2 separate regions of the Homo sapiens genome follow, and region 2 is linked to region 1. The links are chromatin loops, found by intact Hi-C in ENCODE. Cell type or tissue: gastrocnemius medialis. All regions are shown on one strand. Links, peaks and the distances in the headings refer to the core of each region. The heading gives the core; the rest is flanking DNA. Region 1 overlaps MYLK3 (myosin light chain kinase 3). Region 2 has its middle 15 kb from the start of MYLK3.

Region 1 (2,918 bases), core at 284-2,783:
CACTTCCCAGAGGGGGCTGAGAAGTTGAGGCAGGGCAGTAGGAAGGCTAGCTATGCCTGGAATTGCTCTTAAAGAAGCAAAAGAACAGGAAATTTGAAGGAAGCTCATTTCTCCTTCCAGAGTATAAAGCCAACTTGTTCATCTGACTTAGAATTTTTTTTCCTCTCACATAACTTTTCACAGTCAGAAAGAAACAAAATTGTAAAAGTCAGGGAAATACAAGCTGTCTTAGAGCCCAGACTCCTGGGCCTTAGCCTTGGGTGGTTAATACCTTTGGTTATGTCCAGTTATTACCTTATTCTGAGTATCAAAAAACTCAAATGGCTTGACCCATGACTTTGATATAGACGCTGAAGCCTAAATAGATCTTCTTCACCAAGAAACAAGGTATTCAGATCTTTATTCTGGAAATAACATCTGCATATCTCAGTTCTTTTCTTCAACCTTAGCCTATGACAACTGATAACTTGCAGATAGGACCAATCTACATATGCTTCTTTCTAAAACTATATTTTATGCCCCTACTTGTTTGTTGTTTCATTGATTTCCTTTGTCCCTTTCTCTGTTCCCTTTATTTTTCCAAAGAAGTAGCAAACTAAGAAATCTTGAATGGAATTTGTCCACAGGAAGAAGGACCTTCACGGTCAGCAGTCCTGCCCAGCTCCCAGACCTGGGGTCCCCATCAGAAGGGCCCATGAGTGACAAGCAATGAAAGGTACCTCTTCTCTTTGACCAGCAACCGGGAAACAAAGTCCTTGGCCTCCTCCGAGAGCCCTTCAAAGGTGTCAGCATCAAAATCCCAGCTACAGTTTACAATGAAATTCATGGTCTCTGCATCTGTTTCCCCTAGAAATGGGGACAAGCCACTGAGTCTATAGAAGAGAGAAAGGACCATCAGTAGGTGGAGGCCACATTTGCCAACATGCATTGGCAGAATAGAGAAGCTTACAGAGTTCAAGTGGACCTAGCCAGAACCAAGAGGGTTCAAAATAAAAGCACCTCCACTACTTCTCCACAGGATGGAGTCCAGTGTGTTCATTAAAGGGAGGAAGCGGAAGGATTTAAAATTTGGAGGCAAGAAGAATTTTTGGAATAAGTCCCCTCTTGTGCTCACCTCTTTCCACCTCATTCCTGAAGTAAAGAGTAAAATTAGGGCCCAACTTGGTATGCCCAGTTATCAAGTACACATTGATTTAATTTTAGAAATAGAAATAGCCTTCCATGTCCTTGAGACAGCCAGGCTTATTTAGATGCTACCCAGGCCCCAAGCCAAAGGAAAATGGGCTTTATTAGGTTCCCGCCTGAGGGAGGATAGAGAATCAGGACACCCTGACGGCCAGCCTCAGGGATCTGAACTTCCCCAGCCTGGCGCAGCTCCCATATCTGAGTGCAGGGACAGTGCGCAGCAGTTACACAATAATCAGGAGACCAGAAGTAAAACATGACTTTACCTCTGAGGAAGCAGCCACGGGAAGTCCACAGCCAGACAGAGAAGAAAACAGGGAGCACAGGGGTTCAATGATGCCACAAAGGGTATCCTGCCCTGCCCCCCACCCCCTTACCCCTTCGGTGCACTCCAGCCTCATTTGGGTTTTTATTTTGTTTTGTCTTTAAACAGTGCCTCATTCTGTCACCCAGGCTGGAGTGCTATGGTGCAATCATAGCTCACCGCAGCCTCAAACTCCTGGGCTCAGGCAATCCTCCCGCCACAGCTTCCCAAAGTGCTGGGATTATAGGCATGATCCAGCTCCATTTGTACCAAAGCACCTGCATGTCTTTGCTGGAGGGCTTTCTCTCCAGCTGAAGCTTGCTTTACCCACCCAGAAGTATCAGGAAATCAATTCCACCCCATCTCCATTAGTCCACAAGGAATAACTGGTAAGAATTAGTGTATAAATACCCCCTAGATGAAATAACTCTCAGGGGGTATTCCATGATGCATTCTGGAGTTCCCCAGCAGAATGAAACTCCAGTTGCCCACAATCGGGCCTTACTCTCGATGAATACCTTTGTTATTTTCAGTTATTACTTTTATGTCTCAGTACCAAAAAATTCAATGGCTCAAGCCATAATTTTTTTTTTTTTTTTTTTGAGACATGGTCTTGCTCTGTCACTCAGGCTGGAATGCAATGGCATGATCATGGCTCACTGCAGCCTCAACTTCCCAGGCTCAAGCAATCCTCCCACCTCAGTCTCCCTAGTAACTGGGACGATAGGCACGCACCACAATGCCCAACTAATTTTTTTTGGTTTTGGTAGAGACAGGGTCTCCCTATGTTGCCCAGGTTGGTCTTGAACTCTTTGGCTCAAGCAATCCTCCCACCTTGGCCTCCCAAAGTGCTGCGATTACAGGCATGAGCCACCATGCCCAGCTCAACCCATAACTTTGATACAGCTGCTGAAGCCCAAGTAGGCCTTCCTCACCGAGAAACAGGCCTTTAGACCTTTGTTCCAGGGAATAATATCGGCACATCTCAATTTTTTCAATATTAACCTACTAAAATTATAACTTGGAAATACGACTGCCTTGTAAATATGGTAACTGGCTTGATAACATACCCTTCCCTGGCTCCTTTCCTTCCCCATCTCACTACCCTATTCCTCTATTGGGGTTTCCTGGGGTTACCTCCCAAATAGACTACTTGTGCTCAAAATTTTGCTTCTAAGATTACCCAAAGGAAGACAAATGACCCCTGTCCCCACTTCAGAGCCAGGGTGCTAAGCACTCACAGCATGTAGGTGATGACTCCCACACTCCACATGTCTGTGGGGAATGAGACAAACTCATAATTGACGACTTCTGGGGCCAGGAACTCAGGAGTGCCGAAGTTCACCTTCAGCTTCTCTCGAGGCTTGTACCTGGGGAGAAGGGGAGGGTACAAAGAAGCATGGGGTGAGGCCTGGGAGATGTGGTGCTG
Region 2 (2,918 bases), core at 306-2,805, 52 kb after region 1:
AAAAAAAAAAAGGAAGGAGGATAGAGGGGAGTGGTAGGGACCAGCATCCACATAGAAGCTCAAATCAGCAAGTGTTTACCACTTCTGGGAAGCATGTTGTTGCCAAAACACAGGGGCGCTAAGTGGAGCAACATCTCAAGGAACGAGTCTTTGAAAGTTCTTCCAAGGCCTCTCATTCTGCCACCCCGCAGGCGGGCAACAGAAGCAGGACCCCTCCCTGCTGCAGGCAAAAAGGCAAAAATCTCTAAGGATATGCAATGCTCTTCCAGGTTTACTAGGTAAAGACTTCACCTCAAGCGTATACATAGAATCCCATTTTTGTTGAAAATATACATGTATGTATGCCAGTATGGTTCATTCCGCCTGTGAGAATTACAGATAATCTCTATTTTCTATATTTCATTTATATTTTTCTAATAAAAAATTAAGTGTGTAGTTTATTACTCAACAATTTTTTTCTATAATAGTCATCATTCACCTAGAGCCAGAGGAATTATTCTAGACAGATGATACGCCTAAGAGACAGGTTTAACTAACCAAGAACACGGAGCAATAGACTCCCGCAGGACCCCAGCTGACGGAAAACATTTACAAACGTTATTGGGAGGTCTGAGGTCAATTGCTTAGGCTTAAATGAACAGAAACATGTCTATTTAGCAGCCGCAGGAAGACTCCTCAGAAATCACACATGTCACGGGGAAGGAACAATTATCCTCCTGTGTGCTTTGTTTTTAAATAGATTCCCCACCCACCTTGGGAAGAAATGTTCCAGACTCCATGTACAACTCATAAACCACACAGTAGAATTGGGAAGTTTTGTAAAGCAAAGTTGGCAAATATTTGGGAACAATCACTACAGCATTCTCAGATGATCTGAGCACCTGTATGACTCATCACAGCGACAGGTGGAAAACAATTCTGAAGTCTGAGTTACACATGCAATTCTCCCAGACCTGTACAAAACCAAAGCAAACCCATGCACTTGCAACCAAGAGCTGCTCATTTTTCTTGTCGTTTTTGATCAGACTCCAAAAGTGTTTTCTGGTGGGTCTACAAGTCCCTAATACACTGCTGAAAACACCCCCCCACACACACACAGTAGGTTTATCACTGCACTTACATACCACTTTCCATCCATGGGTCCCAAGGGATCTGTCCAAAATCTTGTTTTCATAAGTCTCCAGTGAGATGTATAAATATTGTTACCTCCATCTTATACACAGACAAACTTAAACCTGGAGGCAGTTAAGTGGCTTGTCAACAGTTATAACCCAAGACAAGATCTGTGCAAGCTGCCCTCTGGTCTCCCTTCCTCTGCTGGTCGGCCCTCTGAGCGTTCTCGTTGGCTCCAGTTTAAATCATGTCCGTAGACCATTGTTTCCCTGGCAATGGAGGTGGTATTCTATTTCCTGCCCTGAATCTGGCCCGGGGCCCTGACTGCACCGCATTTAGCCACAAGTGCATCAGCCGTGCGTGAGTGGGGACAGCTTGGCTCCCTGGAAACCTAAGTGGCGTGTGTCAGCTGGCCCAGGCCTGCTCAGAGCCGCTCCAGGCCATGCTGCTAATTCCTCCATCATTTGCCCAAAACAACCCACAATGAAGGCGATGACTTCTCTTGGAGCTGGGCGAACAAATGGGAACATCTCAAAGGCAAACTCATTGGCTCTGCTGCAGTCTGGCCCTTGGGGAGAAATAGCTCTCAGGCATCTGGGACCCGGGTGCCTAGATCAAAACAGCCCTCCCTCTGCTCATTTCCGTGGATGAAATGAGCATCCATGCTTTGCTGTAGCAAAGCGTGCAGGTCACTTGTTACATTCCTGATGGGCAACTGAATTTGCACTTATAATTCCCAGCTGCCATGTTTACTTTTATGTTTATTAATTAAGTGTCCTGGAATGACCACTCAGAATTAGATCCAGAAAATAAGAAGTTACTGGGGCATCCACCAGGTAATAAAAATTACTACCTGAAAAGTGTTTCTCTGATGGCTACAGTCACACTAGAAATTGGAAGGGGAGGCTGGGCTGGTTGCTCACACCTGTAATCCCAGCCTTCTGAAAGGCCAAGGTGAAAATAGTGCTTAAGGCCAGGAGTTTGAAACCAGCCTAGGTAACATAGTGGCCCCTGTCTCTACATAGAGACCCCTGTCTCTACAAAAAATAAAGATAAAAAACATTAGCCAGGCATGGTGGCAGGCACCCATAGTCCCACCTACTTGAGAGGTCATGATGGGAGAATCACTTGAGGCCAGGAGTTGGATTCCAAGCTAGGGCAACATGGCAAGATCCTGTATCTAAAAAAAAAAAAAAAAATCAATAATTAGCCAGGTGTGGTGGTGGGTGCCTGTAGTCCCAGCTACTTGGAAGGGTGAGGCAGGAGGATCATTTGAGCCCAGGAGTTGAGGCTGCAGTGCTCTATGATCACGCCACTGCACTCCAGCCTGGGTAATAGCATGAGACCCTGTCTCAAACAAAAAAAAAAAAAAAAAAAGGAAATTGGAGGTGAAGATTTTTGGGTGAATTTCCTGCCAGTTGGTCAGTAAATACCATGTATTGTCACTTTTAACTAATTTCAACTTCTTTGCCTCTAAAGTGCCCTGTGGACCTTACTGGATAACCAAGCACATCACATGAACTAAAGTTGGGTTTGCTGAGTGGCCCATGTGCTCCCCAAAAACCCATGTGTGCTCCTATCAGAGCCAATTAGTGATCACAATACCTCATCTCGGTTGAGCATATATTCATGCCAGGCCTCCTGCCAAGCATTTTAAATTCCTTAGTTTTAAAAAATACTAGGCTGGATGTGGTGGCTCATGCTTGTAATCCCAGCACTTTGGGAGGCCGCAGTGGGCGGATCACTTAAAGTCAGGAGTTCGAGACCAGCCTGGCCAACATGGCAAAACCCTGTCTCTACTAAAA

Evidence for each region. Hi-C counts contacts between places; a loop is a spot of excess contacts. Peaks named below come from ENCODE experiments on the same cell type or tissue, not always from the same donor. Only the 100,000 strongest peaks of a DNase experiment are listed, where the experiment ranks them.
Region 2: it touches region 1 in a loop (6-fold over the local background); 7 of 110 quality-filtered maps call a loop at or near these places.

What each region holds. Positions count from the first base shown.
Region 1 is chr16:46,709,918-46,712,835 of GRCh38, forward strand. MYLK3 (myosin light chain kinase 3) reads right to left here. Exons shown (of 13, transcript NM_182493.3): 10 at 2,731-2,859; 11 at 720-872. Among named protein-coding and RNA genes, the nearest start is that of ORC6, 22 kb to the left of the region's middle. In gastrocnemius medialis, for the core only: no CTCF peak of the experiment used is centred there; a DNase peak (open chromatin) is centred at 1,374; H3K27ac peaks cover 2,380 bases.
Region 2 is chr16:46,761,916-46,764,833 of GRCh38, forward strand. It overlaps a transcript of MYLK3 not described here. Among named protein-coding and RNA genes, the nearest start is that of MYLK3, 15 kb to the left of the region's middle. In gastrocnemius medialis, for the core only: no CTCF peak of the experiment used is centred there; a DNase peak (open chromatin) is centred at 1,466; H3K4me3 peaks cover 599 bases; H3K27ac peaks cover 2,500 bases.